Linked DNA regions of Homo sapiens: regions 2 and 3 are each linked to region 1. The links are chromatin contacts, found by Hi-C or POLR2A ChIA-PET in ENCODE. All regions are on one chromosome and are shown on one strand. Each heading gives the region's core, a stretch centred on a gene start or an enhancer-like site at or near the end of the contact. The rest is flanking DNA. Distances are from core to core; before and after follow the strand shown. Region 1 overlaps TMEM131 (transmembrane protein 131). Region 2 overlaps TMEM131 (transmembrane protein 131). Region 3 overlaps TMEM131 (transmembrane protein 131).

What was found. A loop is a pair of places that touch in the nucleus more often than their neighbours do. ChIA-PET counts read pairs that join two places held with the same protein, here RNA polymerase II (POLR2A). Pooled maps may share reads with other maps.
Region 2: a loop to region 1 is called in a pooled map, with 1.8 times the contacts of the local background. The contact joins two enhancer-like sites. A Hi-C loop is called at or near these places in 1 of 50 pooled maps. POLR2A ChIA-PET finds 5 or more read pairs at or near these places in 4 of 52 experiments (BJ, WTC11, activated CD4-positive, alpha-beta T cell and 1 more).
Region 3: a loop to region 1 is called in a pooled map, with 2.1 times the contacts of the local background. The contact joins two enhancer-like sites. A Hi-C loop is called at or near these places in 1 of 50 pooled maps. POLR2A ChIA-PET finds 5 or more read pairs at or near these places in 3 of 52 experiments (AG04449, activated B cell and activated T-cell).

What each region holds. Positions count from the first base shown.
Region 1 is chr2:97,824,369-97,829,198 of GRCh38, reverse strand. The region is part of intron 11 of TMEM131 (transmembrane protein 131); the gene reads left to right. It also overlaps the pseudogene HMGN1P36. Among named protein-coding and RNA genes, the nearest start is that of ZAP70, 110 kb to the right of the region's middle. Within about 2 kb of position 2,763, at least 2 of the 41 ENCODE cell types and tissues checked have a DNase peak (open chromatin) inside an H3K27ac peak, as active enhancers do.
Region 2 is chr2:97,948,465-97,953,294 of GRCh38, reverse strand. All of the region lies in intron 1 of TMEM131 (transmembrane protein 131), which reads left to right. Among named protein-coding and RNA genes, the nearest start is that of TMEM131, 45 kb to the left of the region's middle. Within about 2 kb of position 2,539, at least 4 of the 41 ENCODE cell types and tissues checked have a DNase peak (open chromatin) inside an H3K27ac peak, as active enhancers do.
Region 3 is chr2:97,931,518-97,936,347 of GRCh38, reverse strand. The region is part of intron 1 of TMEM131 (transmembrane protein 131); the gene reads left to right. Among named protein-coding and RNA genes, the nearest start is that of TMEM131, 62 kb to the left of the region's middle. RefSeq lists an enhancer at 1-192. Within about 2 kb of position 2,912, at least 2 of the 41 ENCODE cell types and tissues checked have a DNase peak (open chromatin) inside an H3K27ac peak, as active enhancers do.

The DNA of each region.
Region 1 (4,830 bases), core at 1,514-4,013:
GAAATCCAGCTGGCTTCCCCTCTCAATCCCCCCTCTAAATAGGACACCCCAACTGCTGTTGGGAATTGGGCAATGATCATTCTAGCTACTTCCTACTGGATAAGGGCAAAGAAGGGACCCTGCAGTGGTAGTGTCCTCCAGAGGGGAACTGTCTAGGCCAGTCAAAGGGCCAGTGGGTCGATCCAGGGGTCCTTGGTAGAAGTTGTTAGTTGAGCTTATTTGGGGTTCCATTTGTAAGACCATCTGTAGCTTGATGGCCTCGATCGTAGAGGAAACAAATTTGACAAGGAGATTAAAAATACAGGGCCCAAAGGCGAGTAATAGCAAGATGGCTGTCACAGGACCTAGAAAGGGAAGATGCCATGTTCCCCAACTCCAGAGGTTGGTATAAGAGTTGGAAAGGCATTGAAAGAGTTTGAAAGGCGTTGTCTGATTTCAGAAGCCTTTTCCTGTAAACGCTGTAGTATCCCTGACTGGTTAGTGTAAAAAAACACTCTTCTCCTAAGAAGGTGCAAAGTCCTCCTTTCTCAGCAGTGAGGAGGTCTAGGCCTCAGCAGTTTTGGAGAGTCACTGCTGCCAAAGAGTCTATTTGGGATTGTAGAGTAAGGATAGATTTCATTATTTCTTGCAAACTGTCTGAGAAATCCTTTGAGAGTTTGTGGTAGTAGGATAATGATGTAGATAAACCTGCTATTCTGGTTCCTGTAGCAGTGGCCATCTCTAACCCTATAAGTAGGGGTGTTAGTTGTATGGCCCTGTGCTGAGACACTTGAGCTTTGAGGGGCACAGACCCTATGTCTGATTTCCATAAGATTAGAAGTTAGGATAATATATGTTACACTTTTTTTTTTTCATAATTGAGATTTCATTGGTTGAGGATCGTACAGACATTTCAATTTGTACACAAATCTTAACATACATAACGAAATTCTAAAAAGCCATGTATTGTAATTATTTTTTAAAGTTATTCCAGTGACTTTCCAGCTTAAAATTTGGAAGCAAATTTTCCTTAAGAGGCTATCAAGTACCAGTATCTTCACATGTTGGTCAGCTGTTACATACAGCCCACCAGTTCACAACTCAATAGCACGTACACTACATATTCAAATTTGTAATCTTTCACAGCACAGTAACAAAGTTATTAGGAAAACAGGACTACCACAACCAAAGATGTTACAGAGTGCACACAATTCTGGCAGAGAGAGCCATGATCAAAGAGTGGTTTTCTTTAGGAAACAATTCTACTAAAAAACAACATGGTAATAGAAGTAATTTAAAATGTTCAAGACATTAAATGCAGGACTGACTCCATATTGCCATTTAATATGCTTTGTATTATAGGATATAAAAACTAACCCCCCATCTATGGAATGTTAAGCTGACACCCGAGACAATCAGAGCCTCCCATAATTCAATATCCCACACTATTTTCTGGTTGTACCAAAAAATAAACAACCAGCAAATGATTTCACCTCTTAAAAAAAAGCATTTACACTTAAAAAATGGGATGAGGTGGGATTCCCTCCTTCTTAAAAATGTTTCTAGAGCTACTAAAAAACTTGCATTTACAAAATAGTTGATAAAAATATTCCTCTGGATTGTACAAGAAGGGAGACAGGGACCACTGATAAGACATGGTATATGGTTATTAATCAGACTTGGCTTCTTTCTCTCCTGCTTCATCAGAGGCTGGACTCTCCTCAGTTTTCGTTTCCCCATTTTCTGCAGGTAAATCTTCTTTAGTTTCTTGGTTAGCCACTTCGGCCTGTTTTCCCTTTGCTCCCCTTTTCCCTTTTGTTTGCACGTTTTTGTCTGAAGATTTATCCTTCGCTGCTGCCTTTTTCGGCTTTGCTTCCACTTTTGCAGGAGGTTTAGCTGACAACCGCGCCGATCTCCTCTTGGGCTCTTCCTTGGCAGCGGCTTCAGCGGAGCTGACCTTCCTCTTGGGCATCCTGGCGGCGGGGAAGGCGCGTGCCAGGTGCCTGCGGGCCGCGGCGCGCCAAGAGCCTTCACGAAACTGGGCTGCCTTGCCGCTGCCACTCCTCCCCAACACTGTTAACTTTTAGCAAACTTTTGTTGAAAACCTTGTAAGTTTGGGATTTTAAAATTTTTTTTTTTTTTTTTTTTTTTGCTTATCACTTACTGAATACCCATTGTGTCTTTTTCCCTTAATTGCTTGGGAGGAACCATCTATCGTCCTGTCCTGAAGGGAGTTCCTCCTAGGTCTGGTCGGACCTTTGTATAGTAATTAGTTAAGATTTAGATCCCCTGTTAGGAAACCTGCTGGGTTAAGGATTTTTGATAGGAAGGCTACTGGTTGTCAGTGACCTCAGTGCTTTCAGGCTATGTCCTTGTTTACTCTGACAGCAAGGTGGTATTGGAGTGTTATAGGGTTACAGAGAAGACCTTCAATTATCAATTATAGGTTTTAAATTTACCCTGGCTTTTAAAGGACTAGGGTACACTTTTTTCTTTACTACTTCCATTTCTTTTTCTTTCTCTTTGACTTCTTTTTTGTCTCTCTTTTTTTCTCTTTCTGACTTCCTCTTTGTCTCTTCCCCTCTCTCACTGTTTCTCTTTCTCTCTGACTTCCTCTTTGTCTCTGTCTCTTCCTCTCTCTCTCTGACTTTCTGTCTCTTTCTCTCTTTCCTTTCTGCTGGTCTTTCCCTGCCTCTGCCAGCTGCTTATGCTGCTGTTCTCCCTTCTCCTTCCCCTTTTGATGGCTTCGGCGGTGTGAGACTGCCACCTCTTTGGATTTTTGTACTGCGTGCAATAACTCCATAATTTCCTTGTGGTATTTAATGGGGGTTCCCCTAGAGGTTAGGAACTCCCTTTCTTTCCATATTGCAGCATGGGCATGTAGGAATAGATAAGCATACTTGCTATCTGTATACACACATTTATTCTTTTTCCCTTTCTCAGTTTTAAGGCTCAGGTAAGTGCCACTAGTTCTGCTAACTGGGTGCTGCTCCCTAGGAGAAGAGGCTTACTTTCAAGTACGGTTGCATCATTAACTATGGCATAACCTGCCCTTCATATCCCATTTTCCACAAATGAACTTTCATCAGTATATAGGTTAAGTTCAGGATTAGCTAAGGGGACTTCTAAGAGATCATCTCAGGTGGCATAAATCTGGACTATAATTTGTCAGCAGTCATGCTCGATTGGTTCCCCATCCTCTGGGAGAAAAATGGCAGGGCTGAGGGCCACACATGTACATATTTGAAGCACCGGTTGCTCAAGGAGTAGCATCTGCTATCTAAGTAGGCGGTTGTCTGATAGCTATAAACTTCCTTTGGCACCTACTATGCCATTTACATCATGAGTAGTCCAGACAGTGAGATCCTTTCCTTGTATTATTTTGATAGCCTCTGACACTAAGATGGCCACTGCCACAACCACTCATAAACAGTGAGGCCAGCCTTTTGCTACTACATCAGTTTTCTTACTTAGGTATGCCGCTGGTTGTGGGGTTGTCCCACGAGTCTGAGTAAGGACTCCAAGAGCTATCCCTGCTCTCTCTCTGACGTATAAAGAGAAGTGTTGTCCTGTGAGAAGGCTTAAAGCTGGAGCTTGTAGTAGGGCCTGCTTTAAGGTTTTGAAGGCTGTTTCTGCCTCTGGTTCCTATTCTACTAGATGAGTATCTGCCCTCTGGGTCTCCTTGATTAGAGCATAGAGTGGTCTGGCCATCTTGCTGTATCCGGGGATCCATAGTCAACAAAAGCTGGTGATGCCAAGGAACCCCCGTAACTGTTTTGTCTTAGGGTGAGGATAAGCCAGTATAGGCTGTATTCATTCCTTGCTGAGGGCACTGGTCCCTCTAGCTAAGATTAGGCCTAGATATTTGACCTGCTGTAGGCAAAGCTGGGCCTTCGACCTAGATGCCTTGTACCCTTGATTAGCTAGAAAGTTCAAGAGATCTAGAGTAGCCTGCTGGCATGAGGCTTCCGAACTGATAGCCAAAAGTAAGTCATCCACATACTGAAGGACCAGAGTGCCTGGACTTGAGAAGTGGCCTAGATCATGGGCCAGTGCCTGACCAAACAGATGAGGGCTATCCCTAAACCCTTGGCATAAGACCGTCCACATAAGTTGGGACATGTGGTCTGTGGGATCCTCAAAGACAAAGAGAAACTGGGAGTCAGAGTGCAGGGGAATACAGAAGAAGACATTCTTGAGGTCCAGAACAGTGAACCATTCTGCTTTCTCTGGTATTTGAGAGAGCAGGGTATAGGGGTTGGGTACAACTGGATATAGAGGAATTACTGCCTCACTGATGAGTCTAAGATCTTGCACTAGTCTAAGATCTCCACTGACCATTCGGTTTTTGTACTCCTAGAATTGGGGTGTTGCAGGGACTGCTGCATTTCCTTACTAAGCTTTGAGCTTTTAAATGTTTAACAATATCCTGTAATCCTTTATGAGCTTCAGGCCTTAAGGGATATTGCCTTTGATAAGGAAAAGTAGTGGAGTCTTTTAGCCTGATTTGAACTGGGTGGGCATTTTTTGCCCTTCCAAATTGTCCTTCCAATGCAGAGACTTCAGGGTTGATTCCCTCCTCAAGTAGGGGACAACAAATGGGTAACTTGTTCCCCATATTCATGTAGGTAATAGCTCCAGCTTTGGCTAATATATCTCTCCCTAATAAGGGTGTGGGACTTTCAGGCATAACGAGAAAGGCATGTGAAAAGAGCAAAGTCTCCCAATTACAACTCAGGAGGTGGGAGAAATACCTGGTTACAGGCTGTCCCAGGATTCCTCGGATGGTAATGGACCTTGAGGACCGTCGTCCAGGACAGGAGATTAACACTGAGAAGGCTGCACCAGTGT
Region 2 (4,830 bases), core at 1,290-3,789, 120 kb before region 1:
GGTATGTAGTTGGGTTTTGTCTGACTTTCATTAAGGTCTCTTTGCCTTCTCTGTTTTTTAAAATGCACTTTTCTGAAGTTATTTCATTTCCATACATTGAGCACAGCAGATGTTAAGTTTGTTTTAACCGTCAGTATGATTTAAGAAACTTGATGGAAAAGGATGGTCTCTTATATTTACCCCTTCCTTTGCTCTTGTTTCCTTTATGAAATTCCAAGCTGCCTTTTATTATTTTCTTTCTTTTTGAAGATACTCCTTTAGACCTTCTTTAAGCGTAGGCTTGGTAGTGACAAAATTTTTAATTTGCTAATACCTTTATGTTACCTTCTTTTTTGAAGGATAGCTTTGCTGGTTATAGCATTCATAATTAACAGTTTTCTGTTGTTTTTTGTTTGTTTTGTTTTTGTTTTAATGAGACAGGGTTTCACTCTGTCACCCAGGTAGGAGTACAGTGAGTGGCACAATCATGGCTCACTGCAGCTTGACCTCCTGGGCTCAAGCAATCCTCCCACCTCAGCCTCCTGAGTAGCTGGAACTACATATGCACAGCACCATGCCCAGCTAATTTTTAAAATTTTTTTGTAGTGATGTAGTCTCACTGTGTTGCCCAGGCTGGTCTCGAGCTCCTGGGCTCAAGTGGCCCTCCCGCCTCGGCCTCCCAAAGTGCTGGGGTTGTAGGCATGAGCTACCGTGCTGGGCCCACACAATTGACAGTACTTATGTTTCAGTTCTTATATTTCAGCATTTAAGAAATATGCCACTCCTTTTGCACTTTCATGGTTTCAGACTGAACACCAATTCGAATTGGTGTTCTAGTATAGGTAATGTGTCATTTTTCTTGGTTCCTTTTAAGACTTTTTGTCTTTAGTTTTCAGAAGTTTGTGATGTGTCTTGATATGAATTTCTTTGGGTTTATCCTATCTGGAATTCGCTCTGTAAGTTTATGTCTTTCACCAAATTTGGGAAGTTTTCCTGTATTAATTTTTCAAATCCTCCCTCAGCGTCACATTTTTTCTCCTCTCCTAATGTTAGATTTTTCATTATTGCCCTGGAGGTCCCTGAGGCTTTGTTCATTTTTTTGTTTCAGCCTACTTTTTCTGCAGCTGTTCAGACTGAACAATTCTTTTTTTTTTTTTTGGAGATGGAGTCTCGCTCTGTCACCCAGGCTGGAGTGCAGTGGCGTGATCTTGGCTCACTGCACCCTCCGCCTCCCGGGTTCAAGCGATTCTCCTGCCTCAGTCTCCCAAGTAGCTGGGATTACAGGCGTGCGCCACCACACCTGGCTAATTTTTGTATTTTTAGTAGAGATGGGGTTTCACCATGTTGGTCAGGCTGGTCTTGAACTCCTGATCTCGTGATCTGCCCGCCTTGGCCTCCCATAATGCTGGGATTACAGGTGTGAGCCACTGCGCCTGGCCGAAATTGAACACTTCTTTAGATCTGTCTTCAAGTTCACTGATCCTGTATGGTATTAAAGGACTCTAAAAGGTGGAAAGCGGGTGGACTGGCTAGGGGACGTTAGGACTTGAAACACACTGGACTGGAGTAATTTCCATGCATGTGTGTTGGGGCGGTGTGGTGTGTATGCGTGTTTGTGTTTTTCCCCCGTGTATCCCAGACTGGAGTGGAGTACAACTTGAAATTGCCAACAGGCATAAACAGCAACAAAAACAAAAAACAGAAAACCCTGTCCTCTCTGGCCAAAGGATCAGGAAAAGGGAAGCCCAGGAGGGACTTGCCAATGAGACATTTTACCCAGTGGCAGTAGCAGGCCTAGTCTGCCCACAACAGTGGCCCAGCAGAGATAGAGTGAGAAGCTTACCAGTGAGGTGACTGTAGAACAAGCCACGGGAAATGCTCTTATTCACCCCTCAGGTCTGGCAGTCCCCTACCCACTGGCCTAATCATACTGTGCAGCCTGAGGATGTGCCTTCCACCCCGCTGTGTGGCACCAGAAGCTATCCAGTGGGAGCTCCAGCAGAGCTAGAAGAATGAAGCAGACACATATTACCATCACAGGGGCTTACAAAACTCAATTGTCTTTGGAACTACAGACTACAAAAGTAGACCAGAACCTACACACCAAACCTAACTGACTCCATGTTTTTCTAACTTCCTTAAATCCTTATTTTCACTTAAAGGGATTTTTTTTTTCCTGTTACAATATGTCTGGTTGTGCTGAATGTGAGTCTGCACCATCAGTGAACTGTTGACTTATTCTGCTCTCTGCTTCTGTTCTCTGGTTCTATCATTTTAACTTTAAAATGTGCAACTCTGGTAAATCCCTAAAATTAACAGTGCATGTGTTCTGTAGGAAATGAGTTCCTCTTGGTTTGTTGGCTATTTCCAGCTTATTGTACTTTCTTTACTGCAAATTTAGGCTATTAAAAGGATATTAGTACCTGGAAACTAAGCTCGTTTTCCTCCTTTTAATCCTTATTGGCTAAAATATTAGTCATCTTTGGTTACAAGTTGATGGCTGAGCAGTTTTTCATTCCACAGTGTTGAGAAACTAGACTGGAATCTTGAGCTGATAAACCAGAATGCAGATGTGGTAGATATTGGAGTCTTGGAATCAGCAGACCCATGCCCTAGTTCTGGCTCTGAACTCATTCAACTTCTACATGATTTCTGAGAAACCCGTAATTAAAAAAAAAAAATTATTTCTAAGTCAGTGATGTTAACTGCTCTCCCAGTCTGTTGCTGCCTGAAGGGGAATATCCGGTAAAGAGACCCTGTCCTGATGCTCTTTGCCACAGAGTGTAGAGCTGCTAGCAGGGGGAGAAGCAAGTGTAGGGACATTAGGATCATGGCATACTGGAGAGAGGACTAGGGCTACAGAAGCCACAAGGACAGTCAGGGAGAGGAAAGGTGGAATGTCCATGAAACACAGCACTGCTATCTTCAAACTTTGACTGTTTTTAAATTGAAACATAGCTTATAATCAGTAGAGCACACACATCTTAGGTACGTAGCTTTTTAAATCTTTATATATGTATGTATTTGATTATAGTTAATGATTTTAACTATCATACAGACGAAAATGTAGACTATAAAGCCTTGCGAACACTTTTCATGGGGAAATACTTTTTTCCATTCACTGCTTTAATGAAGTGGTTAAATATTGGCTTGATAAGGTATCTATATGTATAGATGTATTTTTATTTTTTGTCTTGTGCTGAAATTTTGGATATTCTGTAAGAAAGACACGTAATGAGATTGGTAGCCATCATCCTCACAAAACATAGTGATGTGTTTCTCAGAAGGAGGATTTAGTAATGATAGGCCTTTGGGTTTGCAGGTACAAGAAATAAGGCAAGGAAAATGGTTGCAATTTTGGAGTAAGGCCTTCATGTAGTTGATGTGAGATGATGATTTGGAATCCTTCAGAAGCTATTGTATAAAAGTAACCAAAAGAAGCAAGCCCTGTGTGGGGTGTAAAAATAAATACTGACTTTTTTTTTTTTTTTTTTTTTTGAGACAGTCTCACTCTGTCGCCCAGGCTGGAGTGCGGTGGCATGGTCTCGGCTCACTGCAAGCGCTGCCTCCCAGGTTCATGCCATTCTTCTGCCTCACCCTCCCGAGTAGCTGGGATTACAGGTGCCCGCCACCACGCCCAGCTAATTTTTTTGTATTTTTTTTTTCAGTAGAGACGAGGTTTCACCATGTTAGCCAGGATGGCTCGATCTCCTGACCTTGTGATCCACCCGCCTCGGCCTCCCAAAGTGCTGGGATTACAGGCGTGAGCCACCACGCCTGGCCTTGACTTTTAATAAACAGATTTATTGAGGTATAATTAATGTACAATAAACTGCACACATTTAAAGTGTACAGTTTGAGTTATGGCCCATGTGAAACTATTACCATAGTGAAGATTGTGTGAACGTGTGCACTCTCTATTTCCTTGTGACCCTTTGTAGAATTTTCTTACCTCCCTTCCTAATCCCAGGCGACAGTTCTTCTGCTTTCTGTCACTTAGATTAGTTTGCATATTATACAACTTTGTATAAGCAGAATCATACAGTATTTACTCTTCTGTTGTCTCCCTTCTTTCACTCAGCATGATTATTTTTAGATTTGTCTGTAATGTTGCATGTTTGACTGTTTTAGTACTGCATAGTATTCCACTGTGTTGCTGTATCACAATTTGTTTATCCACCCACCCGTTGATGGGAATGTGAGTTGTTTCCTCTTTTGAACTATTACAAATAAAGCTTCCCTAAATATTCATGTACAAGTCTTTCATTTTCATTCACACATACGTTTCATTTCAGTTGGGCAAATACCTAGAAATGGAATGTCTGGTGGGTTATGTGTTCAACTTTTTCAGAAACTACTGGCCTGGCACGGTGGCTCACGCCTGTAATCCCAGCACTTTGGGAGGCCGAGACGGGCAGATCACGAGGTCAGGAGATCGAGACCATCCTGGCTAACATGGTGAAACCCCATCTCTACTAAAAATACAAAAAATTAGCCGGGCGTGGTGGCGGGTGCCTGTAGTCCCAGCTACTTAGGAGGCTGAGGCAGGAGAATGGCTTGGACCTGGAAGGCGGAGCTTGCAGTGAGCCGAGATCACACCACTGCACTCCAGCCTGGGCGACAGCGCGAGGCTCCGTCTCAAAAAAAATAAATAAAAAAAAAAGAAACTACTGACATGTTATCCAAAGTGGTTGCACCATTTTATATTCCCGTTAGCAGGGTATTACAGTTCCACTTCCTGCACATCCTTGCCAACACCTGATATGGTAAGAAGTTTTCATCTTAATCATTTTATTGGTTATGTAGTGGTGTCTCCTGGTGTTTTAATTTTTATTTTCCTAATGACTAAGG
Region 3 (4,830 bases), core at 1,663-4,162, 110 kb before region 1:
CAGGCAGAGCCAGAGCCCGATGCGTACACAGGACCTTCTAGATTGGCAGGAAGGTGTCAACACTTTTTACAGCCCCTGTGGACATCTTATTCCCAACTTTTCCTTTTAAACTTTTGGGTCTGCTTATTGTTTGGCCCAACTGTCATCTACCACATTGTTCTGCAGCCAAATTTTTAAAAATTTCCCCTAAAGGTTTTTGACAACTGTTACCAGGGTCGAGGCTTTTCACAGTGGGAAAGCTCTGAGTCAGGTCAAATAAAAGTAGCCTTCCAGGTGGGGCCTCACTGGGACTCACCACACAGATCAGATAAAGACAGTTCTCTGGAAATCAGGCTTTCGAGGAGCTGCAGCATTGTTCTGCCACCCTTATTGCCTGTCAGGCTGCTGATTTTCACTGTGATTGGGCTGTTGGTTATAGTGCTGTCACAGAGCTGGAGAGAAGAGAATGAGAATAGAAAAGTTAAATGCCACATATTTCACTGTTCTTGTTGAGATTCAGCTTTTTAAAAATGTATTAACATTCCATGGATTGCTGCAAGCTTTTGGAGATTGCTGCAAGCTTTTGGTTAATTGCCAGAGTTCTTAGAAAGTTTATTCTGATGCTGCCAATTTTCTTGTTCTTGTTAGAATTTTCAAATGTCCCTAACTTTGCCATTTTCACTGACAGTACCTCTGTTGCTTTTTTTTCTTCTTCTGTGCTATTTTGTTTCTTCAAACTATTCTCAACTTTTGCTGTCAAAACCAGTTGATTGAATTAACATTGATAATGGCATGTAGGTCCTGAAATTAAATTTCATTATCTTAATATTATAAATATTAACCCATTTAAGAATCACTATTACAAAAACATTTTGAAGATAAACTATTGAGCAGGTAGAACTAATTACCAGAATTTATCATTAGCTATTTCATTTTTTAATACAGATTCTTATTGAGATCATTTTAGAATCATACACTGTTATAAGAAGTTATACAGAGAGATCCTGTGTAGCCTGTACCTGGTTCCTCCCAATGGCAATATCTTGACAAAGAATACTACAAAGTCACAACCAGGATGTTGATCTTTTGATAGGAATGGGTATTTCATTTTCACCATCCTGATATTGTGGCTTTCATTACCATTTCCCTGATGGTTAATGATGTTGAACATCTTTTCACTTGCTTATTGGATTGTTCTTTTCTGTTTGTTTTTGAGTTCTTTATATAGCCTAGATCTTTAGACTTTTGTTAAATATGTAGTTTGCAAATATTTTATACCTTTTCGTAGTTTGTCCTGTCCTACTCTTAACAGGGTCATGTGAAGGGCAAAGTTTTTAATTTTGAATGAGGTACAACAATTTATCATTTTTTTTTTCTGGATTGTGCTTTTGGTGTCAACTCTAGGAACACTGCCAAACCTTAGATCCTGAAGATCTTCTCTATCCTTTTTAAAAAGTTTTATAGTTTTACATTTTAAATTTAGAGCAGTGATGTATTTTGAGTTAATTTTTGTATAAGTTGTAAGGATTAGGTCAGGGTTCTTTAAGAAAAATATTGTTTTGGTCTATAGATGTCTCATTGCTTCTGTGCTATTTGTTGGAAAAGCTGTTCTTCCAATGAATTGCTTTTGCAATTTTGTCAAAACCAGTGAGGCATATATGGTTCTGTTTCTAGGTGTTCTACTCTCTGCAAGTGATTTATGTGTCTATCCCTCTGCCAATATCACACTGCCTTGGTTACTGAAGTTATGCAGTAAGACATAATGTCTGGTGGAGTGATTCCTCTCACTTTATTCTTGTTTTTGAAGATTGTTTTTAGCAATTCTAGGGTTTGTTCCTATCTAATTTTTTGTATAAGCTTGTCAACAAAAAATTATCCTGGGATTTTTACAGGGTTTACATTAAACCCACAGATTAATTTGGGAAGAATTAACATCTTTACATTTTGAGTCTTTTAATCCATGAATATAGTGTGTCTTCTTGTTTATGTAGATCTTCTTTGATTTATTTCATCAGCATTTTGTATATTTCAGTACATATGTCCTGTGCATGCTTTCTTAGATTTATATCTGAGGTACTTCATTTTATTTGGAGTCGTAAATGGCGTTGTAAATGGCATTTTAATGTTGATTTTTGCATATTCATTGTTAGTATATAGAAATGTACTGGATTTTAGGATTTAGACCTTGTATTCTGCAACTTTGCTATATGTACTTATTACCTTTAAGAAGGACTTTTCTTTTTGAGTCCTTGGGGTTTTTACATAGACAAGTATGTAGCCTGCAATTAGGGAGTTTTATTTCCTTTCCAGTGTGTTCGTCTTTTTTTTTTCCTTGCCTTGTTAAAGTGGCCAGAACTTCTAGCACATGTTGAATAGAGTGAGAGCCACATCCTTGACATGTTCCCAGTCTCAGGGCCTATATATTCAGTCTTTTACTGGTAAGAAGGATATTACCTAGAGGTTGAGATTGAGGTAGTTCTACATTTCTCCTATCTTCTTGAGAGTTTTTATCATGAAGAGGTGTTCGGTTTTGTCAAATACTTTTTCTGTGTCAGTTGATATGATCATGTGTTTTTCCTCTTTAGCCTGTTGATGGGGTGAATTACAATGATCAGTTTTTGAATTTTGGGTGAGTCTTGCATACCTTGAGTAAAAGTCACTTGGTCGTGATGCATAATTTTATACATTGCTGGGTTCAATTTGTAATTTTTTTTTTGTCTAAGTTAATGAGTTTTGTAGTTTTTAAAATAACATGTATGTAGCATAAAATTCAGCATTTATAACTATTTTAAGTGTACAATTCAGTAGCATTAATCACAATGTTATACAAACACCACCATTCTTTTTTCATTACCCTAGAGACTCAGTAACCATTAAGCCACAACTCCTCACTTCCCCCTACCCTGTTGCCCAGTAACCTCTAATCTACTTTCTGTCCCCGTGAATTTGCTTATTCTACATTTTTCATGTGAGTAGAAGCACAGTATTTGCCCTTTTTTGTCTAGCTTATTTCACTTACTATAATATTTTCAAGGTCCATCCATGTTGTAGCATATATCAGAATTTCATTCTTTTTTGTGGCTGAATAATATTTCATTATGTAACTGCCATGTTGATCCATTCATCTGTGATGGACACTTGGTGTTTCTGTTTGGAGACTTTGGGTACTATGGTCACGCATCACTCAACGTGGAAAACATCCTAAGTGGTGTTAGGCCATTTAATCATTGTGCTAACATAGAGTGTACCTACACAAACCTAGGTGGTATAGCCTACTACATACCTAAGGTATATGATACAGCCTATTGCTCCTAGACTGCAAGCCTGTACAACATGTTACTATACTGAATACTGTAGGCAGTTGTAACACAATGGCAAGTTTTCGTGTATCTAAACATAGAAAAGGGTACAGTAAATACAGTATTATAATCTTATGGAGCCACCATCATCTATGCAGTCCATCGTTGACCAAAACATTACATGGTACATGACTGCATTTAAATACTTTGTTTTAACAGTCAGCCTATTTAGGTTTATCATATAGGTCCTGACTAGGGCCTGCTGTTTTGGGCTATAGTTCCAGTAATAGCTTAGTTTTTAGAGCATTTGCAGTGCGAGCTTCAGAGTTTTAGTGATTTTCTGATACTGAAGCTGCTAAGAGTAGTTGGTGGTTCTTGAGCATTAGTTCTACATTTTATAACTGAAGTTTACAGATCTTTTTAGATGACTTAGATTCTTTAGGATAAGGTGAAAATTAATTATGGTATTTTGTCTTTAGCTATAAAATTAATTTTGAAAAACCTTTCTGGCTCATCTTTTTAGATGTATGGTATATATCCTGCACATCTGAATTACATAGGATTATATTTTGAGTTTTAGTAAACAACATGGGCATTAGCTTCTTTAGGAAGTTGATGATATTGAGTGGTCTTGATAAAATTAAAATATGGTTTATATGAGTTCCCTTGTACTTCTAATGTGGCAAGAAGACAAGTATATGTTACATTTTTCAGATAATAAAACTAATGAGGGAAGAAACAAAGCTTTGATCATAAAATGTCTTTAAGCTCGAAGGGACCCATGTGGACCTAGTCCAGGATGTTTTAAAATTGCTATTGAGCCCTTTGTTGAAACAAAATATTGAGCAAGTGTAACTGTAAAAGAGATATTGATGTATTTAACAATGTTGAATTCTAAAATAGCAGTGTCTTTTTTTTTTTTTTTTTTAAGACAGGGTCTTGTTCTGTCACCCAAGCTGGAGTGCATTGGCACTATCTCAGCCCACTGCAACCTCTGCCCCCTGGGCTCAAGCACAATGTCATTATCCTAACCAGAATTTCTTATCTTATGTTTTTCAGACTTGCTTCTAGGCACAGATTATTGACAAGCAAACCAGGAACTTTTACAGATTGTGATAAGAATTAAGATAGGGAATATAATAGAGGATAACTGGGCTGCTCTGAGAAGCCAAGGAGGGCCACACTGTGAGTGGGGTCAAGGCTGAGACTTGAAGGAGGAGAAGATGCCAGCCATAACAACAGCATGCTAGGCAAGGTGACTCTGTAACACAGCTTTGGGGACCCTCCTGAGGCCTGCCTGTGTGGCCCTTTCTTCTGTTCCTAGTTTTTGTAGAAGAAAGTTTAAAAATCGCTGATTTGACTAGTCCAGCCTTCTCCTTTTGTGGGTGAGGAGATTGTGAAGGCTAGAAGGTAAAGATATGCAATGACAACCTAGGTTCCTAATGCCTGATACCACCCCCCACAATATGGCATAAATTTTTCTACTAGTTATTTACAGCATTTGTTTTTTTCATGAGTTATTTTAGATGTATTAAAATTGCAAATTATATTT